Regions from separate parts of the Homo sapiens genome. Here region 2 is linked to region 1. A link is an interaction called in ENCODE POLR2A ChIA-PET data of the cell type or tissue named here. Cell type or tissue: B cell. All regions are shown on one strand. Each heading gives the region's core, and the rest is flanking DNA. Links, peaks and the distances in the headings are about the cores only. Region 1 has its middle 160 kb from the start of JARID2-DT. Region 2 has its middle 210 kb from the start of JARID2-DT.

Region 1 (5,374 bases), core at 64-5,063:
TCTCAGAAGCCACCTGGTGTTACTTCCTCTACTATCTATTCATCAAGGAAGTCCCAAAGGTCCTCCCAAGTTCACAGTAAGAGGAAATAAACTCCAACTCTTTTTTTTTTTTCTTTTTTCAGACAGCGTCTCACTCTGTTGCCCAGGCTAGAGTATAGGGGCATGATCTCGGCTCACTGCAACCTCTACCTCCTGGGTTCAAACCATTCTCCTGCCTCTGCCTCCCGAGTAGCTGAGATTACAGGCGTCCGTCCTCATGCCCAGCTAAGTTTTGTATTTTTTTAGTAGAGATGGAGTTTCACCATGTCGTCCAGGCTGGGCTCGAACTCCTGACTTCAGGCGATCCACCAGCCTTGGCCTCCCAAAGTGCTGGGACTGCAGGCATGAGCCACTGCACCCAGCCGAACTCTTGATGAGGGAGTAGCAAGGTTCTGGCAATGTGGGACCAGAGATATTACTGTACTAACCGTGTGTTTTACTTTTTGTATCTTGATGCTTTGAGATCTGGGGCCTTGCTGACTCTGAAGGGACTACTCCTCCCAGGATTAGCCAATTCCTAGAGACAATAAACAAGCTCAAGTTCTAACTCCTTAGGATAGAATTCAAGACCCCCTCCAATTAGGCCTCAGTCTAACTTCCTACCTTCCCTCTCTCTAGCCCCTCTACAAACTGCTCCAACGGTTTAGCCAATTTCCTGTTCTCCAAAGACACCTCGCAATTACTCTTTACTGGATCTCTTGCTCACCTTTCAAAGTCCAACCTGAGCCCTGGCTCCTCCGTGTTCCTCCATGCTCCTCCGTGAAGCCATTCCCATTCATAGGGATGCATGTCCTTTCTGAATCCTGTCTCACAGCATTCATCCTCTGTACCAGTCCCTTTATTGCTTGGTTATACAACAGATCTACCTATGTTGTTAATTAGATTCTGAAGATTAAAGCTCTAAGGAACTTTAAGAGATTATTTTGTTCAACACCCTTAATTTGAGGCGAGGAAACCAGGCCTGAGCGATTACTGGCCCAAGGTCCCAGCACTCATTAATGGCAGGGGAAGGAATAGAAGCCACAAACCCATTTCTACTTTATTCTCTTTCTTTAACACCAGGTTGCCTCTATTCAGCTATTTTAAATGTGTTAGTCTTGTCCCTGGCAGAGTTTTGAAGCTATATTAGGGCAGGCAAGGACTACATCTTAAGTCGCTTGTATCCTGACAACATCCAGCAATGTCTTAGTAAATCTATGTTGAAACCATAAAAATATTTCTAGGTCTTTCCTTTACCCACTAGGAACCGAAACTTTTCTTTTTCTTTTTTTTCTTTTCTTTTTTTTTTTTGAGAGAGAGTCTCACTCTGAAGTCCAGTGGTACGATCTTGGCTCACTGCAACCCCTGCCTCCGGGGTTCAAGAGATTCTCATGTCTCAGCCTCCCAGGTAGTTGGGACTACAGGCGCACACCACCACACTGGACTAATTTTTGTATTTTTAGTAGAGACAGGGTTTCACCATGTTGGCCAGGCCAGTCTCAAATTCCTGGCCTCAGGTGATCTGCCTGCCTTGGCCTCCCAAATTGCTGGGATTACAGGCATGAGCCACGGCACCCAGTGTTGAAATTTTTCTTTCTTTTTTTTTTTTTTTTTTTTTTTTTGAGATGGAGTCTCGCTCTTGTCCCCAGGCTGGAGTACAATGGCACGATCTTAGCTCAATGCAACCTCCACTTCCTGGGTTCAAGCGATTCTCCCTGCCCCAGCCTCCCAAGTAGCCAGGACTACAGGTGCCCACCACCATGCCCAGCTAATTTTTTGTATTTTTAGTAGAGACAGGGCTTTGCCACGTTGGCCAGGCTGGTCTCGAACTCCTGACCTCAGGCGATCGCCCACCTTGGCCTCTCAAAGTGCTGGGATTACAGGCGTGAGCCACCATGCCCAGCCGAAATTTTTCTTAAGAATAAAACGTTTTTCTCCTCTTTTAATACAGAATACCTTTCTTATGAGTTTTCTAAAAGTACGTTAAGCAAACCAAAACAAAAGGAGGTGGGTAATGTACCTGAAGAAACTTAGCCAATTCAATTTTTGCAACCTCAGAAGCATGTTCCATTTACTTCTTGGAACTAACTGTGGTCCCACCATAAATTGAACCAGATACACTTGTTCTAATGTTATCTCAACTTTGCAGGCAGATTGTAACCCAGGGTTGGTTTAGTTCATCTATTTCCTAGTCCATTAATCCACTGCTCTTGCTGTCTCAGCCGTGTGGGCATTCTTTCAGTTGGAACATACAGAGGCTGCTTTCTCCTCCAAAAGCTTAAAAGCAACAAAGCAAGAAAGAGAGAAAAAGCAAGAAAGCAAGAAACTGAGAAAAAGCAAGAAAGCAAAAAAGCAAGAAAGGGAAAGCAAGCAAACACAGCTTCTACCTCTTCCCTTATAGAATCAGAGCCCCTTGAGAGTGCCTACAGGATCTACTTAGAAAGGTTATTTTGCAAATGTCCCATTAGCTACGGCATAATACAGCTCTCCTCCAGCAGAAAAGCTCTGCTTTCTGGGAGTCTGTTCCCTCCTCAGCCTAATGGATTCTGTCAGGGGCAGGATGTGGCTTTTGCCATCACGGGCCATAAAACCCAGGAGTAATGGCTGCAGTGATGGCGGCCTCCTGCCGGCCCATCAGCACGGGAGTTTGACGGTGAGGAGGAGAGAAAGGAAAACTGGGAAAAGTTCTGAATGCTCAATAACTTTTCAGAGGTAAGATGAGGGAGAGAGAGACCTAGAGCCATAATTGCAGAAGCCTCTTGCAAAATTTAATTAAAACTTGGGCAGAAACAAACACCAGAAACAAGTGTCATTCATCAACTTAAACCGCCAACTAAGGTAAACACTGCCACAAACTCAGGAAAAGAAAGGGAGGAGAATGGAACGAGGGGTGATCACTCTAGATATCAAGCAAATCAAATTACCCTGAAGGCCCTGCCAGACACATGCATTAATCATTGGTTATCCCAGCTGCACACCTGTATGGAGAGGAGAACTTGGCGTCCTCAAATTGACTCTGGCTGGCAAAGTGGGAAAGCAGAAGGACAGGGTGGCAGGCCAAGGGGAACCCAATCCAGAAGTGGCCACGTGGCACCCACGGCTCTGCACTGGCCAGGTGGAAGAAGGAGGAACCACGTAAGATTCAGGCGAGGGCGTACAATCATCCCCAGCTTTCCAGTCTTGCTTCTTGTTTTCTGGAGCCTATGTAGCTGGACAAACCTGCTGAGCTGCAACGTGAAGCAACTTTCCCCGGGAGGGGGAAGGCTTCAGGGTGAATCCAAGCCAACTCCAGGGATAACAGAGTGGGAAAGCAAGTTGAGCTTTCAAATCCTTTATGTGGCTGGTTTTCTTCTCTCGTGAGATTCAGCATTTAGTAGGAGGGAGACGGGGTAGGGTGGGGTGGGGACAAAGTGAGCCGTTGACTTTGTTTCCTGGGTCACAGGCTTTGTACACCCACAAGTCCCGAGGGCAGGTCACAAGCTGAAATCTTCTTACTCCAGAGAGAGGAGGCTGGAGAGCAGCTCAGCCATCCAGGCTGGGAGCTATTTGCACTTGATGAGCAATTTCAAGTGGGAACCATCAGAGTGTGTGCCTGTGTGAATGCCAGAGTGCATTTAGAGGGAACAAATGATTTATTATCGGGGCCTCAACAAAGTTACATTCGAAAAGGGAGGGAGCCTCTTATTCCCCTCCTTATCATTAAAACCTTAAAGAGGTAGAATCCATTTGGTCTCTTAAGCCAGGCTGGAAGGGAGTCACAGCTAATCAAGCAGCCCGCTCAGCTCCTTCAGCCCTTCTTTGAGTACAACAATATGTATAAACTGGCAAAAGGGACTACAGACTGCTTTGATGTTAAACAAAGAGGAAAACCTCCAAAACACGGTAAAAATTGTATCTCTGTTTAACTCTTCCGCGTCCTTTCTTCAGCACAAATTTAAGACACGTACAGCTAGGCTCCAGGGAGAGGTACATAATGAAAAATTATCATTTCAGATACTTAGATCCAAGTATTTTGTAGCAAGAGAAAATGTCCAGTCTCCTCTTCTGAATTACTTTCTCTGCTTACGTTTTTTTGTTTGTTTTGTTGTTGTTGTTGTTTTTGAGATGGAGTTTCACTCTTGTTACCCAGGCTGGAATGCAGCGGCATGATCTCGGCTCACTGCAACCTCCATCTCCCGGATTCAAGCAATTATCCTGCCTCAGCCTCCCGAGTAGCTGTGATTACAGGCACCTGCCACCAAGCCCGGCTATGATTAAATATTACTTCACTAATAACAAATACTGTGCTCTGGCCAGGTGCAGTGGTTCACACATGTAATCCCAGCACTTCAGAAGGCTGAGGCGGGAGGATCACTTGAGCCCAGGAATTTGAGATCAGCCTGGGCAACACAGTAAGACCCCTGTCTCTACAAAAAATAGAAAAAATTAATTGGGCATGGTGGCGTGCACCTGTCCTCCCAGCCACTTGGAAGGCTGAGGCAGGAGGATCACTTGAGTCCAGGAACTCAGAGACTACAGTGAGCTGTGGTCGTGCCACTGCACTCCAGCATGGGTGAAAGAAGGAGGCCCTATCTCAAAACTAGATAAATAAATAAAATACTGTTTTTTGAGCAGTTTCTGGGGCCTGATACTACAAGAAGAGCTCTACGGTGACCACCTCATTTAATCCTTCAATAACCCTGTGAGATCCATATTGTTGTCTCACCTTAAAACTGGAGGAATAGACGAGCTAAGGGACATGCCTAATATGTCCCAGCCTATGATAGAGAAGTGTTCTTTTTTTACTTGAGACTGAATCTTGCTGTGTCACCCAAGCTAGAGTGCAGTGGCACAATCTTGGCTCACTGCAACTTCTGCCTCCCTGCAACTTCCGCCTCCCAGGTTCAAGCGATTCTCCTGCCTCAGTCTTCCGAGTAGCTGGGATTACAGGCGCACACCACCATGCCCAGCTAATTTTTGTATTTTTAGTAGAGATGGAGTTTCACCATGTTGGTCAAGCTGGTCTTGAACTTCTGACCTCAGGTGATCTGCCCACCTTGGCCTCCCAAAGTGCTGGGATTACAGGCATGAGCCATCACGCCCAGCCTAGAGAAGTATTCTTTTTAAATTTGTAATTCATTTGAAATGGATTTTTTTTTTTTGAGACGGAATTTCGCTCTTGTTGCCCAGGCTGGAGTGCAATGGCACGATCTTGGCTCACCGCAACCTCCGCCTCCCGGGTTCAAGTGATTTTCCTGCCTCAGCCTCCCAAGTAGCTAGGATTACAGGAGTGCACCACTACGCCCAGCTAATTTTGTATTCTTAGTAGAGACAGGGTTTCTCCATGTTGGTCAGGCTGGTCTCAAACGCCTGACCT
Region 2 (5,374 bases), core at 276-5,275, 55 kb before region 1:
GTCTCAGCTACCCGAGAGGCCGAGGCAGGAGAATCGCTTGAACCCGGGAGACCGAGGTTGCAGTGAGCCGAGATCACACCACTGCACTCCAGCCTGGGCGATAGAGTGAGACTCTGTCTCGAACAAACAAACAAAAAAACCAAAAAAACACTATAAACTATAAACTAAGTTTCTCCCAAAGTTAGTTCAGCCTACACCCAGGAATGAACATGGAAAGCTTGGAGGTTAGAAGCAAGATGGAATCAATTAAGTTAGATCTCTTTCACTGTCTCAGCCATAATTTTGCAGAGGTGGTTTCACTCCCAGTTCTCTGCCCCAGGACTTGTCCTGGAGCTACTCCTTTCTCCTGTTTAAGTTGTTTATCCCCATGCTAGGTTAAATCAGCCAAGGCTCTACTCATCAGCCTGAATAGGGCAGCCAGGCCAGCAGAAGGAACACAATCTTCCCTAAAAGTTCAGTGGAAAGTTGTGCAGACGCGTGCTTCCATTTGTCATTGTCGTTGTTTCTCCTACTTTGTAGGTTACCTAGTGAGAGGCAGTTTTCCCCAACAGTTATCATTAAACAGGTGGCTTTCTCATGTCAACTACACATTTGCCCTTGAACTTGGCCAACAACTCACCTAGTTTGATTATTTTATTTTACAAAAGAAAAGTCAAAAAGTGTTCAAAAGAGAAGAAAAGGAGAAGAAGAAGAAAGAGGAGGGGAGATGAAAAGAAGTAAGATAAGGAAAAGTGAGAGGGGAGAGAAAAAGAACACGATTGAACATTTTCTGTGCAGCAAGGGAAGCGCCACCAGCCGTTAAAGAGGTCGTTAAAGACAGTCTGTTCATTTTCCCTGCACATTCTGGGGATCCCAAAATAAGATCCATGGGAGATGACATTACACTTTTCCAAAACACCTTTCTGAGAACACCTCCCACAATGTGTCAAAACAAATGAAATTCTACATCTCTGCTTATAAATATTTTCCCCCAGCAACAAATGAAAGCTGTGATTCTACAGATACCTCGTGGCTTCCTGTTCCTTAGAAGGGGTGTAGAGGCAGAGACATTTGCGGCAGCATCATTTTTATACTATGAGTGAGCACACATTTACATAATTCCATTCAAAAATAACTGATTGAATATACATAGTATTATATAAATATGTATCAATACCTATGAGAACTAAATTAAGAGAAGCTAGTCAGAACCAGGCAGTGTGTGGGAGCCCCCTCAATTCCTGCAGCAGGGTTGGGCTGCCTGACTTTGGGGAACAGATGCTATTTGAGTACCGGGGCATTATTCACCTAGAACTGCCCTGTGTCCGTCCCTGATCCCATAGCACGGTGGATAAATAAAATCTGTGCTCATGCATTAGATCAGCATGAATTACCACTGAAAATACATATAAGATGCAGGAATTGCATCTTTATTTCCAAACATATTTGTTATGAAAGACTCAGAGATTGGGGAAACCAGGGGAAAATGTTAGCATTTCTTAGGAAGGTTTCGAGTTGCATCTGCTACTTGAATACTTAAACTGAGCGAGTGGCCTTAAAGATATTAATAAATACCTATTGAAACGCAACGAATTTGGGAGAGAAGAAGACATCCTATGAATTTATTTATTTCTGAATCTTCACTGAAGGAAAAATTAAAACTATTTTTTATTAGTCAGCTCTGGTTCCCATAAGAACGTGCCACAGCATGGGTGGTGTAAACAGCAGAAATGTATTTTCTTTCAGCTCTCCTCTTCCTAGCTTGCAAGATGGGGGCCTCTTCTCTACGTCCTCATGTGGCCCTTCCTCTGTGCACAGGAATTCCTGGTGTCCCTGCCTCTTCTTTTTGTTTTAGAGACAAGGTCTCTGTCACACAGGCTGGAGTGCAATGGCAAAATCATAGCTCACTGCTGCCTCGACCTCCTAAACTCTAGTGATCCTCTCACTTCAATCAGTCTCCCAAGTAGCTGGGAGAAAAATTAACCGGGTTAATTTTTCTTCCTAATTTTTTGTAAAGATGGAGATCTTGCTATGTTGTTCAGGCTGTTCTCCACCTCCTGGGCTCAAGCTAGCCTCCCCACTCCGGCCTTTCAAAGTGCTGGGATTACAGGCGTACGCCACTGCACCCATCTCTTCCTCTTCTTACAAGGACACCAATCAGTCTTATAGGATTAAGAACACACCCTTGTGACCTCATTTAACCTTAACTACCTCCCTAAAGGCGCTATCTCCAAACACAGCCACATTGAGGGCTAGAGGTTCAATGTATGAATTTTGGTAGGGGGGTAAATATCCTCCAAAGTCCAGTGGCACGATCTTGGCTCACTGCAACCTCCACCTCCCAGGTTCAAGCGATTCTGCTCAGCCTCCCCAGTAGCTGGGACTACAGTCACCTGCCAATGCGCCCAGCTAATTTTTTGTATTTTTAGTAGAGACGGGGTTTCACCATATTGGCCAGGTTGGTCGCAAACTCTAGACCTCAGACGTTCCGCCCACCTCGGCCCCACAAAGTGCTGGGATTACAGGTATGAGCCACTGCACCCCGCCCAAAGTTCTTTTGAAGTGGCTTCTTTGTGTGGGGTAAATACCCAGGGTTCATCATCTCACACCAAGAAAATTTAGCACATGGACACATTTGAGGAGTTTAGGAGTGGAGGTTTAATAGGCAAAGTAAAGAGAAAGGAGAACAGCTCTCTCTCTAGTGAAAGAGATGAGCTTCTGAAAGGGAAAGACCAGCTGGTGGTAGATGCCCCGGATTTTATAGGCAGGCTTGAGGAGGCGGTATCTGATTTACTTAGGGCCCACAGATAGGTTCGATCAGGTGTAACGTTTACATAGTGCAGGGAAGGCTGGCCGCCCCACCCTAATCTTATTATGCGAATGAACTTTCCACACGACCGGCACCATCTTGTTTGCTCCTTACTGTACACAAGGCTGGCAGAGACAGAAGGGAAGCTGGGGCCATCATTTTGAACATGATTGGTACACCTGCCGGCATCTATGTCTGCAGCTCGATTTTATAGGTTGCTGTTTGTTAGAAAATGATTTGGGGGCTGCTTTTCATTAAAAAGGGAAACCTTACCGAGGACTCCTGTACCTTCACTAACTGCCTAAGTAATTTCTTCTTAACTCCTATATCACTTTCAAGTTGAATGCCGTGGCTCAGGCCTATAATCCCAGCACTTTGGGAGGCCCACGTGGGCAGATTGCTTGAGCTCAGGAGTTCAAGACCAGCTTAGGCAAACATAGCAAAACATTGTCTCTACTATTTTTTTTTTTAAGATGGAGTCTTACTCTGTCACCTAGGCTGGAGTGCAGTGGCGTGACCTTGGCTCACTGCAACCTCTGCCTCCTAGGTTCAAGCGATTCTCCTGCCTCAGCCTTCTGAGTAGCTGGAGTTACAGGTGCCCACCACCACGTCTGGCTAATTTTTGTATTGTTAGTAGAGACAGGGTTTCACCTTGTTGGCCAGGCTGGTCTCGAACTCCTGACCTCAAGTGATCCGCCTGCCTCAGTCCCACAAAATGTTGGGATTATAGGCGTGAGCCACCGTGCCTGACCATCTCTACTTTTGTAAGAAAAGAAGGAAACAAAGTGCTTTTAACTAAAAAGATTGACTATTTCAAATATCTACCAGAGCTAAAATATAGAAACAGACATAGGTTTAGAAATATTGAAGTTGAGGATGATAAGCACAGAATGACTAATGCATGTGCTGCTCTTCTCCTTGTAGGGGGTGGTTGGGGACAGTTTTTATTTGCTTTGTTCCCCTACCTCTCCACCCCCGTCCCCATTACTCTATATGGACCCTTTTAACTTCTCAAAACCAAAGTTCATTCATTCTAGGCTATAAGTGCTCTAAGAACAGAGAGCATTTCTTTCTTTCTTCTTTTTTCTTTTTTTCTTTTCCCTTTTTTTTTTTTTAATACTAGGAAGAGCCAACATCGAAGCATCAGAAAGCAAGGTTGCTATGAATGCTTGGCAGCCATAAGCCAGTAAAGAGGGCATTTCTGTTTAATTCCGTGTAGAGTCAGGCACATATGAGCAGCTCAATAAACACCTGCTGGAAGAATGAATGGTTCCATTCCTTATAAACATGGAATTGGAAAGAGTAAGTTAGGAGAAGGGCCTCAGCAAGTGGAGGCCAGGCTGAGATGGGCCCTTCTCTCATTCTTCCTAGTCCCCTACCTTCCTGACAGCCAAGGATCTAAACTCTGTAGACCTGCCATCGTGGCCTCAGGAGAGGGGACATGAAGCCCCAAGTCAAGTCTCTGAGTATCACATGCTTGGAGAATGTTGACCCATGGATTGAGAGAAAGTACAACCCAGCTACCCTTCGGTTCCCATGGCCACACACCCAAGAATTGCCAGGGTCCAGGTCAAGGGAGAAGGTAATTATGCCAGAGGTCACAAGTGACAACCAACAAGTATTTACTGAGTGCCTGCTCTTTGGTCAGTCAATAAATATTTATTAATTACATATTTTGCATCAAATACAGTACCTGGCACTGCAGATGCAAAAGATGAATAAGATGCTCTTGCTCTCTAGGGATGAATATGTGGGTGCCAAGGGGAGATGCAGAGCCCACTGCACTACTGCATCAGGCTTCTGCTTAGCCCTGACAAGCTCATGTCATGACTGGCAGTTCCTCAGTGTCTGTAAGTAAAGGCCTATCCTGTGTGTGTTCCCTTGAGCAAAACAAAAAGTTTTCCATTTAAACTCTATTTTGCCAGCCATGATGGATCACACCTGTAATCCCAACACTTTGGGAAGCCAAGTTGGGTGGATCGTTTGAACTTAGGAGTTTGAGACCAGCCTGGGCAACACAGCAAGAACCCATGTCTATAAAAAAATGTAAAACTAAAATTTAGCCAGGTGTAGTGATGCATGCCTGTGGTCCCAGCCACATAGGAGGCTGAAGTGAGAGAATCTCTTGAGCCCAGCAGGTCGAGGCTGCAGTGAGCCATGATCATGCCACTGCACTCCAGCCTGGGCAACAGAGTGAGACACTGTCTCCAAAAATTAAAAATAAAAATAAAATTAAAATCATCCTTTAAAAGGTGGTAGAGGCCAGGCACGGTGGCTCACGCCTGTAATCCCAACACTTTGGGAGGCCAAGGCAGGCGGATCACCTGAGGTCGGGAGTTCGAGACCACCCTGACCAACATGGAGAAACTCCGTCTCTACTAAAAATACAAAATTAGTCGGGCGTGGTGGCATGTGCCTGTAATCACAGCTATTCAGGAGGCTGAGGCAGGAGAATCACTTGAACCCGGGAGGAGGCGGTTGCGGTGAGCTGAGATAGCGCTATTGCACTCCAGCCTGGGCAACAAGAGTGAAACTCCGTCTCAAATAAATAAATAAATAAATAAATGGTGGTAGAATTGCTGGAAC

What was found. ChIA-PET counts read pairs that join two places held together with the same protein. Peaks named below come from ENCODE experiments on the same cell type or tissue, not always from the same donor. Only the 100,000 strongest peaks of a DNase experiment are listed, where the experiment ranks them.
Region 2: POLR2A ChIA-PET joins it to region 1 with 7 read pairs; 4 of 35 experiments call an interaction of 5 or more read pairs at or near these places.

The regions. Positions count from the first base shown.
Region 1 is chr6:15,086,780-15,092,153 of GRCh38, forward strand. No RefSeq gene overlaps it. Among named protein-coding and RNA genes, the nearest start is that of JARID2-DT, 160 kb to the right of the region's middle. In B cell, for the core only: no CTCF peak of the experiment used is centred there; no DNase peak of the experiment used is centred there.
Region 2 is chr6:15,031,185-15,036,558 of GRCh38, forward strand. No RefSeq gene overlaps it. Among named protein-coding and RNA genes, the nearest start is that of JARID2-DT, 210 kb to the right of the region's middle. In B cell, for the core only: no CTCF peak of the experiment used is centred there; a DNase peak (open chromatin) is centred at 2,817.